Regions from separate parts of the Homo sapiens genome. Here region 2 is linked to region 1. Evidence: chromatin contacts called from ENCODE Hi-C or POLR2A ChIA-PET data. All regions are on one chromosome and are shown on one strand. The core of a region is the stretch at or near the end of the contact, and the rest is flanking DNA. Distances in the headings are between cores, read along the strand shown. Region 1 has its middle 110 kb from the start of LINC02154. Region 2 has its middle 95 kb from the start of EGFL6.

Region 1 (5,792 bases), core at 1,655-4,154:
GCTGGGATTATAGGCGTGAGCCACCGCGCCCGGCCCAAAGTTGTCTCTTCCCAGGAAAACATTTTAGGTCAAAGAGTCAAAGGCTATTCCATTAGATTACCAAAACCCTTGAAGTTTGTTAAATAAATTAGTGTCAATAAAAAAAACCTCTGATTATTTCATGTTTTAAAAGCATTTCTAAGGAAGAAAAGATTCAGGGTGGGAATAAGTAATAATGAAATATTTGTATTTGTCCTTCTGTATGTGGAAGAGCTCACATCCAAGAACAAGATATTCTTAAGAATATCTTAAAACTTATTGACAAGGGTCTTAAACTGAATTAGGTAAGGCATGGATATTTCTCTAGAACCCCACCCCCACACACAAGAAACAGTCTAAGACTTCTTATCACATCTCATAAAAATTGTGAAGTCTACTTCTAATGAAGAAGTTAAATTGTGAGGATATGGTGTAAGGAAATGACACCAGATGCTAACTCCAATCCACAAGAAGTGACGATAACCAGAAGTAATAAATATGAAGGTTAATATATAACAAACTCTGTAAATATATACTTGCTGTCCTTTCTTCTCTCAGCCGCTTTAAAAGACATAAGATTATGTAAAGCAATAATTATAACAATGTATTTTTAGGTTTCTAACATATACAGACATGGTATATATAGTAGCAATAGCACAAAATAGGGGAAGGGAATGGAGCTATATAGGAATAAAGTTTTAATATCTTACTGGAATTAGGTTAGAATATTAGGAGTGAATTATAATAAATTAAGATGTATATTGTAAGCTGCAGAGCAACCACTAAAAAAAAAAATTAAAAAAGTTAAAATGTAATTAAAGGAATTAAAAGGATACACTAGAAAATATCAACTTACTACAAAAGAGAATAGTAAAGAAGGAAGACAGGAACAAAAAATACCTGAGACATGTAGAAAGCAAACAAAACAAAATGGCAGACATAAATCCAACTGTTTCAATAATAACTGTAAATGTAAATAGATTAGACAATCCAATCAAAAGGCAGTGATTATCAGATTGGATAAAGAAAACAAGATCTAACTATATGCTGTCCACAGTAGACACACTTAGGATTCAAAATTGTAAGGGCATGTTCATGTCTAAGGATTGGAGTCTATGCTGCGTGTGGATGAGTACATTTGATCTACTGTGTGTTGGGCACTGAGGTACAATGATTTTTTTTTTTGTCTTAACTATAGCTCTTTTGTATGAAAGATCCTAACCCTCTAATACCAAGACAATTTCAGCTCTTTCAGTGAGCATCCTGGAACATTCAAATATTATTCTCTCCTAATAAGTTCAAAGAGGAGAAGGACAAGATGAAAAGATGAGGCTAGAAACTATCAAATTATAATTTTCAAGAAGTTAAAAACATAGTTATACCTACAATAAATGAACATGTTTTGAAGATTTATTTAACTCACAAATGAAGGAGCCAGTAGGATGGTATAGCTGGTCCAAAGGAGAATGCTTAATCCTTAAGCATTTATAGTCTCTGAAAGAAAGAATGCTGAAACAAGATCTCCAAGCTAGAGACAAAAATGCTTAATATCAGATGGGGCAGAAAACCCATAATACTTTTCTAATGGAAAGAAATCATCTACATCTCTATCTGACAAAATCTCCTTCCCATCTCTTTCAGTTTATCAATTTTTTACAAGTTGTCATCTAATTTTATAAAGTCTTGGGTCTAACCAAGTAAATAAGAAATCAAGTTTGCCTACATTAACTGTACCTTAGGTGGGCATGAAGATAATGTTCTAGTATGACATGGAAAGGGCACACTATAATCTTTCTATGATCTAAGTTTTGGAAAGTTTTTCTTAAAAGCAGATTCAATTGTGAAATACTTTTTAATACGACAACAACAATCGCATGGCTAGTATTTACTACTGGCTCCTTTCCAGGCACTCTATTGAGCACTTTACATACTTTACTTCATTTCCTTCTCCTCACTCGAACAGTAAGGGATGGGTGTATAATGATTCCCTCCAATTTTGGATGAGAAAATTAAGGCTCAGGTAAATTAAGTAAGCTCCCCAAGGTAACACATCCAGTAAAAGGTGTAGCCAGGATTTGAACTTGTGGTTTCTTACTCCAAAAACCTTTTTGTATTTCAAAAAGAGATTTTCTAAAATGTCTTTGCATCCACAATAGTGCCTTGAATGTAACATGTATTCAATATGTGTTTCTGGTGACTTAATTGAAATTTCAACCAATACAAGCCAAAAAAAAAATTAACAAATAATTTTTTAAAGTCTTCCCTTTTGAATTTCTGTACAATTTCTCCTTCCCCATAGAAAATTCTTCTCTTTAGCCAGATTCCTTCTCATTCCCTTTAGGTAAAGATGCATAAAATTATACAATGATTGTATCACTCCAAAATACTCTGCAAGTTGGGAGCATGTATGGACATAAATCACTCTTTATCACAAAGTGCTGGCAGTGGAAATGTACTGGCTCTTCTTGTCACGGGGGTTAATTTTGAAATTCCATCATCTCTTTCAGCAAGGTGTCTAAAAGTACTTCATGGACAACAATCATTCACTAGATCACTTGAGGAAGTGAGTGAATATAAACTTAAATTTTTTTTTTTTTACAGATGGCAGACCCAGATAAGCTAAACAAGCCCAGGGTCACAGAGCAAGGACTTGAAAGAATGCAGAAAAGAAAGCCAAAGTTTTTACTTGAAACTTAGAGTTTAACTATTGAACAATCCCTGCCAAAGTTGTTTTCTTCCGTTTTAATAAGTCCTTTCTTAAGGAAAAATAATGACTTAAAGACAGCTGGTTATAAATGGGCAGTGAGAAAACACTTCAGAAAAAAGAATATCTGAAACATGTTTGGCAGTGACAATTTTCTTGATTCAAACAGTGAGTGATATTTGTATTTCCACATGAGTGACCACGTTCAACAAGATGTAATTGCCAAACACCTGGCATGTGTCACATACTCTTAGCTAAAAACAGAGCCATGGGAATCAAGAGCCCATCTGTGATCATGTACTGGAGAAGGACTGAAGTTAATAATCAAAACGAGTCTGTCTAGATGTTCTTTTCCAAAAACTATGCACTTACACTTACAGATCTCTTTCCACTTAAATAGCTTGAGTGTGTGCAGGTGTTCTGCAAGACTTGTGTTGCCATTGTTGTCAAATTCAATCTTATCTTCAGAAGCAGCTTAGTAATGAGCCAAATGAACAATCTGATCATTCCATTTCATGGTGCACATCATGGGAACACCTGGGTTGTGTCCCAATAAACAGACATATGACAAAGGCAGGGCAATGGCGAGCATGGCACTGGCCCAATTTGTCCTTTCTTCAGAAAATTACAGAGCTTGTCTGTATTTGGAAAAGGCCTTGATATACAGGCCTGAGCTAGGGCAAGAGGGGACAAGGAGTGAAGAGGACAAAGAAGTAATGCAACAACATCAGAAGCTTCTCAATCAATCAGAGCAGATGGTTTTGGGGGCCACGCAAACTATTTCACAACTATTCAACTCTGCTGGTGTCAGGAGAAAGCAATCATAGATAACGCATAAACAAATGGGTGTGGCTGTGCCCTAATAAAACTTTATTTACAAGAAGAGATGGCTGGCTAAATTTTGCCTGCAGACTATAATTTGGCTACCACTGAGTTAGAGGAATAGACGTCCAAACATAGCTTCACCTTGAGCTTGAACATTAAAACTGCAGATGTCATGATCTGACCTGGGATTTTTTTTGCCCTCTCAACACATCACAGAAAGTAGGTGTTTTCAAAATCTTTTTTTTCACATGTAAGTAGATTTACACAAACTGAACACATCCATGTAACAAGCAGCCAGATTTCAAAATACAGAAAGAGCAATACCAGCCCCTCAGAAGTCCAACATTATGTCTGTGAGACTCATCCCTGTTGCTGTGTGTAGTTGGAACTCATTCAATGCTATTTCTGTATAGTGCTCCACTGTGTAAATATTCTATTTATTCATTCTATTGCAATGGACATTAGATAGTTTCCAGTTATTTTGCTATTATGAATAGTTCTGCTATAAAAAGTCTAATCCATGTCTTTCAGAAAATATGCAGTCATATGTCACTTAATGATAGGGATATGTTCTGAGAAATGCATTGTTAGGCAATTTCATCGTTGTGAGAACAACACAAAGCAGACTAACACAAACCTAGATGGTACACCCTACTATACACCTAGACCATATGCTAGAACCTGTTGCTCCTAGGCTACAAACCCGTACAGCATGTTCCTGTACTGAACACTGTGGGCAACTGTAACACAATCGTAAGTACTTATGTATCTAAACATATTTAAAGATAGAAAATGTACAGTAAAAATATGGTATCATAATCTTATGAGACCACAGTTGTATATGTGGCCTGTCACTGACCAAAACATCATAATGCAGTGCATGGCTATATGTACAAATATTGTTAGGTCCATATCTAAGAGTGGAGTGGCACTGCTGGGGCAGGTTTAGTAGACTGTTTTCTACACACTGTTTTCAAAAGTAGTTTGCTCAAGTGGTATATACCCCACTGTGGTATGTGAGAGTTCCATTTTCTCCACATCTTTTCTAAGCAGTATTTTTCATCTTTCTCATTACAGACATTCAGGTGGGTGTGCGGTGGCATCTCATTGATGTTTTTATTCATTTCCCTGATAGCTAATGAAGTTGAGCAACTTTCATTGAGATTATTGGCCATTTGGTTATTATTATTATTCTGTAAAGTGTCTCTTCAGGTCTTTTGCCTATTTCCCTATTGTGTTGTTTGTCTTTTTCTTGCTGATTTTAAGATTTCTTTTTCCGAATTCTAGTTGTATTGCTGTGTAACAGGTTGCTTAAAACAATAGTGTAACAATAAACATATATTCTCTCTCACATTTTCTGTAGGTCAGGAATTGGGGAACAGTTTGATTGGGCTGGTTCTGGCTTGTGATCTCAAGCCAGATGTCAGAGATTGTCAGATGTCAGCGGGGCCTATAGTCATCTAAAGACTTGACTGGGGCTGGTGGATCTACTTTCAAGATAATGCACTCACATGGCTTATAAGTTGGTGCTGGCTGGTAGGAGGCCTCAATTCCTTTCCTATGTGATTCTCTTCACAGGGCTGCTTAAGTGTCCTCATGACATAGTGGTTGGCTTCCCTAAGAGTAAGAAATCTAAGAGAGCAAGGCAGTAGGCACAATACCCTTTGTGTGTTAGACTACGAAGTCATATACCCTCATCTCCGCCATATTCCACTGGTCACACAGACCAGCCCTGATTCAATGTGGCACTACACATGAGCACAAATACCATGAGGGGAGAACCCTTGGAAGCCATATTAGTCATGGTTCTCCAGGGGACAGAACAAGTTTTTTATATATATATATATATATATATATATATATATATATATATATATACACACACACACACACACACACATATATGTATATATATGTATATATATTTATATATACATATATATTCATATATATGTGTATATGTATATATATATATACATATATATGTGTATATATATACATATATATGTATATATATATATACATATATATGTATATATATATACATATATATATGTATATATATATATACACATATATATATATGTATATGTATATATAAAGGGGTTGATTGGGGGAATTCGTTCATACGATCACAAAGGTGAAGTTCCACCATAGAGCGTCTGCAAGCTAGAGAACGAGAGAAGCCTAGTAGTGTGGCTCAGTCCAAGTCTGAAAGCCTCAGAGCCAGGGAAGCCAACAGTGT
Region 2 (5,792 bases), core at 2,375-4,874, 280 kb before region 1:
GGTGGCGCACGCCTGTAATCCCAGCTACCAGGGAGGCTGAGGCACGAGAATCACCTGAACCCGGGAGGCAGAGGTTGAAGTGAGCCAATATCACACCACTGCACTCTAGCCTGGGCGACAGAGTGAGACTCTGTCTCAAACAAACAAAAAAAAAAAAGATTTGTTTGTGGGGTTAACCTGACATTGCTCCTTTGGGATAAATAGGTGGTGTGATTATAGAGTTGGTGAGAAATCCATGCACAGAACTGTTAACTGCTTTATCAGAACGCTCTTGCTAGCAGCAGATTTGACATCAGAATTTTAAGAACTGGGTGTGTTTCCTGACTCTGTTACGCTGCACCATTGCTAGTGTCGCACTGATGTTTCACCCATTTTTGTTTCATAGTGCCAGCCTTTGTTCCTTCAGAGCTGATTTATCATCTCTGAAAGTTCTGGATGTCCAGGCATCAGTGGTGAATCTATCAAAGATGGCCCATGATCTCTTGGAGGCCTGACTCTAATCATCAGGATTATCCCATTAGGGATAGAATGGAGGCCACTCTACATGCACCTATTTGGTCTTTGATCATTCTCATGCCCCCAGCCAAAGGGAAATTGAGAAGGCTGTCTGGGTGATCAGAACAGTTGTCCATGACAAATTGAATGGAGGTCACCTCCTCTGGGGTTCCTGACAACTGGGAATAAATCCAGGCTGATGACCCAGATGGGAAGGCTGCCCAGTATGTAAATGGTCAGTCATCATTCTTGTCTTGCTGGACAGCTTCACGGAGATTAATCTCCCTAAAGCTGTCCGGCACCCTGAGTGAGGTGTCAGTTCAGGTGATTTCCCCAGTGTCCCGTTCTGATCTCTGCTGTCCGCTTGCAAGCTTTCCTAAAAGGATTCTGCAACACAGGCAAAGTATTTGTTGCAAGAGTACAAGGCAGCAAATGCAAGGTATTTGTTTGGGATTGATATCATTAGAAGGAAGAAGAAGAAAGGGTTGGAGAGGATGACAACGAAAGAGAAAACCCTGGACACTGGCATATTCAATGTTCTTTTTAAAAGAAGAGGAGAGTGTGCGTGAATTTCTGGTTTCAGATCTGACTTATCAACTACCAATGAAACTTTACAGAATGGAATTCCAAAGCATACATGCTCCATTCTGAGTGAAAGTCAATAAAACCAGCCATACATATTTATTGCCCCTTGTAAAAATAAGATTGTGTCTTTATTTTTTAATACAAATTATTTTTAATGGAGGCTCTGCAGCCTGTGTAACCCTGTCCCCAAGCTTCCCTACAATCTCCCATAGCCGTTCTGAAATTTACATTTAGGAATGTTGTTTGCTGTGATAAACTGTTCAGTTGTGCTCCATTGGCTTTAGACCATTTAACCTCAAGACAGCTGCCTCTCCACCACTTCAACCCAAATATTCAATATTTTAATTTCATGCTAAGATGTAAAGAACGATTTGTGTTTTTCAAGTGTTGAAAAGAGAGAAAATACCCTTAAATGGCGATAGTAATGTTGCTTAAAGGAACTGTGTATGATAGAAGTTAGAGGATGGGAACCCTATTTTGTAATCCCCAAAATTGTGATCTTTCCATTAAGTTGTTATTTCATATAGAACTTACTGTCAATTTAGACCTCAAGTCCTACGTATTGTTACTAGATGACAGCTTCCCAATCTGATCCCTTTGCACTTAATATTTTCCGCCTGAAGTGAAGGACCCTGAGTTGGCGGTTACCTGTCATCTGGGTAACATTGGTGTCTGAATTCAGCTTATTTAGGTTTACTTTGATCAGAGTTCTTTCAGAGACTCCCCGTCCCACACTCAGCTTTGCGCCACCTGCAAATCTTGTAAACCAGTATAATAAGGTGATCCTGGTTAGGACTGGACCTTAGTCACAGCTTTGGGGACCTCAAAGAACAAATACTGAACAAATAGGTAGTTAAATGTTGGGGGTGTGTATTTTGCTACATAAGAGAGGGAGATGTGGATTTATATTTGAGGCAAACTATCCCTTTGTTTTGAGAAAACTTTCTTTTAGTTATATGAATATAAAGCAAGTGGTATCTATTGTTATTGAGGAAGGCCTTTGCTGTGGTCAAGTAACTAGATTTTACTGGGAAATCTCCCTATTTCAATTTGATTGCATACATTGCATACATTTTAGTAATATAATTTGTGTGCATCTTTTAGCTGGGTTATGTCTTTGCGGACTTCACAGTTTTTTAGGGGACGAGCTGCTACTTTTCTCAGTAAATTTAATTGTAAGTTATGTTTGGGAGGATGCACGTGTGTTCTCGTCCTAGGAGCTGTTTGCAGGACATCCAAAGGGAAGAACCTGAGAACTGCAATAAGGCCTGACAGCATGAGTTCTATTTCAGCCTGGACCACTGCCGTTATTTAACTCTGAATCATCCTGATGACCTTGGGAAATGGATAATTAGACTATTGCCTTCTGATGATTTGGGGGGCCCATGTTTCTAGGGAGTGGTCCCACTGTATTTAATCCGGGATAGAGTTTAATTTTAGAACAGAAAATAAAAAACTGGGGAAGGAGATCTTGAACTTGGGTGATGGAAAATATTCCTTTCCTTCTCAGCCCTCAACTGGATAAGTAGTTGTCTGTATCCCTCTGTGCGTCACTTATTCCCTGAAACGGTGGTGTCTGTTTTGCTCATCACTTTACCCCCACGCCTAGCATGATGTCTAACATGCAGCAAGCAATGAATATAGATTTTTTTAAGTGAATGATAGAATGAACAAATACTAAAAATGTTCACCAAAGGATGGCTAAATATACAGCATTCTTAGAATAACTGTACCTTAAATTACAAGACGTCTTCCTTACTAGAACGTACAGTTTTTGAGGGAAAAACAAAAAGACACGGTTCAGCTTGTCATCCAGCTTTTAATGAACCACCATTTGGGTCCTATTTATAGTGTGTTCTCTCTAGCTGGGTGGAAATGGGTTGGTTTTACTTTCCAATGCATGGGGACAAGCTGTGAAAAGTGCGTATCAAGATTCATTAAAACAAAAATGAAAGCAAGTTCAGTCTCCAAACCATCTTCTTTCCTTCATTGTAACAAAGAGTTTGCATTTAATGTTGGATCCTGAAACAAAAGTTTGCCCAAGAGTCAATTGTCCCTCTACCTAAGCCTGTTTCCTTCCAGAAGCAGGCAGTTTGTCAGGCCCCCAGAGGGAGGCTGGATCCCTGCAGAAACGGCTTTGAGGGTAGTTCTTTCAGCAAGTACACCATGTCTGTTTCTGGTTTGGCTTTTCAGTTTCCTGGAGTTGTTCTTTTGAACAGAGCGGGCAAAGCCTTGCTAAATACTGCAGCTCATTGAAACCCCAGTGTTGAATCCCCATTTCGGATTGTTTTCAATGTATTGAACTCCCCTGGCTCTCGTGAACTTTCCCTTGGTTCACTGTAGAGGGTGGGTGTTGGAGTCCTGGGAGACTTCTCATATTCTGTTGTTAAACAGCTGTTTCCAGAGGCCTGTTACCCTCACACCCACACAAGTCTGAAAATAGCAGCCATGTCCCTCCCTGTACGGTCTGTGCTTTCAAAGGCACAGTTTTCTCAGTTCTGCCTTGCAGTTGCCTTCATTTCTCTTTCTGGTAAACAAAGAATCAGGCTATTTTGTTTAGTTGGTTACAAGTTGTTTTCAAAACACTTCAACCATGGTAAGCAACAGAATACATAAATGCAACGGACGTAAACCAGGGAAACAGCCAACTTTTTTCGATGCTTGCTCTTTTGGAAAGTGTTGGCTGCTCTGGCATAAAGGAGATTGTTTTGTTGACTTAACAGTCCGTATCAGAGTTACCCAGGGCTTACTTATGAGAACTTCTGGAAGAATAGCTCCCTGCTGCAGAGGGGGGCTCCTCTTCTGACATTTGCTTTTCAAAACTTTTTCTTTCACTGATCTTTTCAAGTTTTTAGTTGTTTTTAAATTGAGCTGAGATGTGCATAACATAAAATTGACCATCGTAAAGTGAACAGTGCAGTGGCATTTAGTACATTCACAATACTGTGCAACCACCACCTATGTCTAGTTCCAAAATATTTTCATCACCCCCAAAGAAATCCCTATACCCATTAAGCAGTCACTCCCTATTCTTCCTTCGCCCCCTAGCGCCTAACAGCAACCATTCTTCTTTTTGTCTCTGTGAATTTACCTATTGATATAAATGGATTCATATAATATGGGATGTTTTGTGACTGGCTTTTTTCACTTATCATAACGTTTTCAGGGTTCATCCATGTTGTAGTGTGTGTCAGTATTTCATTCCTTTTACAGCCAGATAATATTCGTCATATGTATATACCACATTTGGTTTATCCATTCATCTGTTAATGGATAGTTTCCACCTTTTGGACATTGTGAATAGTCCTGCTATTTATATTGGTGTACACTTATCTGTTTGAGTGCCTGTTTTCCATTCTCTTGGGTATATACCTAGGAGCAGAATTGTGGCATCATATGGTAACTCTGTTTAACTTTTTGAGGAACTGTCAAACTGTTTTCCACAGTGGCTGCACCATTATACATTCCTACCAGTAGTGTACAAGGGTTTCCATTTCTCTGCATCCTCATCAGCACTTGTTATTTTTTATTCTTTTGATTATAGTCATCCTAGTGTGTTTGAAGTAATCTCTCATCATGGTTTTGATTTGCATTTCCCTAATGACTAATGATGTTGAGCATATTTTTGGAAGCTTGTATATCTTAGTATATCTTTGGAGAAATGCCTATTTAAGTTTTTTGCCCATTTTTTAAATGGGCTGTTTGTCTTTTTTGTTGTTGAGTGCTAAGAGTTCTTTATATGAGTCCCTGTATACTAGACCCTTATCAGATACAAGATTTGAAAATATTTTCTTCTATTCTTTAGGTTGTCTTTTCACTTTCTTGATAAATGTCCTTTGATGCACGAACATTTTTAATTTTGATGAAGCCCAATTTCCCCAATCCTTTTTTACACAAAGGCATGGAGGTGCAGATGGAAGAGGTCTAGTTGTTCCTGGGTCTAGCTTATGAACTAATTTGACCCTCAGAATATTGTTGAGCTGTGCTTGTCCTGGCTACAGAATTATACCCACAGGTTTTATTTGAAGATGCTTCATTTAAAACCATTATAATTTTGTATTTTACTTGTCTACAGATTTTCTTTATGTTAGAAAAGTGTACTATTATAAATCTAGGTATTCTTGGCTGGAATATGTTATTTACCACTGGAGCTTAGAATATGCTGTTACTTAGAAAGAGTGGAGTATGTAATTGATGCCACCCAATATTATGTCTGTAGCTCAGACCGCTCTTCTGGACTCTGAATTCATGTGTCCATCTTCCCAAGGGTGTTTACTACACATTTTGAATTTAGAGTATTCCCAATCAAATCCTTGTTTTCTACCCTCCTTTTATTAACACATGCTGGCCTCCTCAGTTTTCTACATCTCAGCAAACAGCAGCTTCATTTTTCCAGTATCTTAGACCAAACACACTGGATTCATCCTTGATTCTTTTCTTTCACATCCTACATCCAGATCATTAGCAAATTCTGCTTATTCGACCTCCGAAATATGGACATATCTCTTCGCCTGCAGGGGTATCAGCCAGTTAAGCCACATCTTAGTAGCCTAGATTCTTATCCTCTCACTCGTCTCCTGTTTCCCTCTCTTTTTTCTCTACAACATATTCTTCACATATAGCCAGAGGAATCCTTTCCAAAGGAGCATCAGGTCATGTCACTCTGGTGCCCCAAACCCTGCAGGGGGCTCCCATCTCACTGGAGTGAGGCC

What was found. Hi-C counts contacts between places; a loop is a spot of excess contacts on that map. ChIA-PET counts read pairs that join two places held with the same protein, here RNA polymerase II (POLR2A). Pooled maps may share reads with other maps.
Region 2: a pooled map shows a loop between it and region 1 (2.8-fold over the local background). The contact joins two enhancer-like sites. A Hi-C loop is called at or near these places in 4 of 168 maps with a recorded cell type or tissue (Calu3, PC-3, PC-9 and 1 more) and 5 of 50 pooled maps. POLR2A ChIA-PET finds 5 or more read pairs at or near these places in 3 of 52 experiments (B cell, PC-9 and WTC11).

Annotation. Positions count from the first base shown.
Region 1 is chrX:13,191,681-13,197,472 of GRCh38, reverse strand. No RefSeq gene overlaps it. Among named protein-coding and RNA genes, the nearest start is that of LINC02154, 110 kb to the left of the region's middle. Within about 2 kb of position 2,904, at least 5 of the 41 ENCODE cell types and tissues checked have a DNase peak (open chromatin) inside an H3K27ac peak, as active enhancers do.
Region 2 is chrX:13,471,508-13,477,299 of GRCh38, reverse strand. No RefSeq gene overlaps it. Among named protein-coding and RNA genes, the nearest start is that of EGFL6, 95 kb to the left of the region's middle. RefSeq lists enhancers at 3,598-3,647, 5,767-5,792. Within about 2 kb of position 3,624, at least 7 of the 41 ENCODE cell types and tissues checked have a DNase peak (open chromatin) inside an H3K27ac peak, as active enhancers do.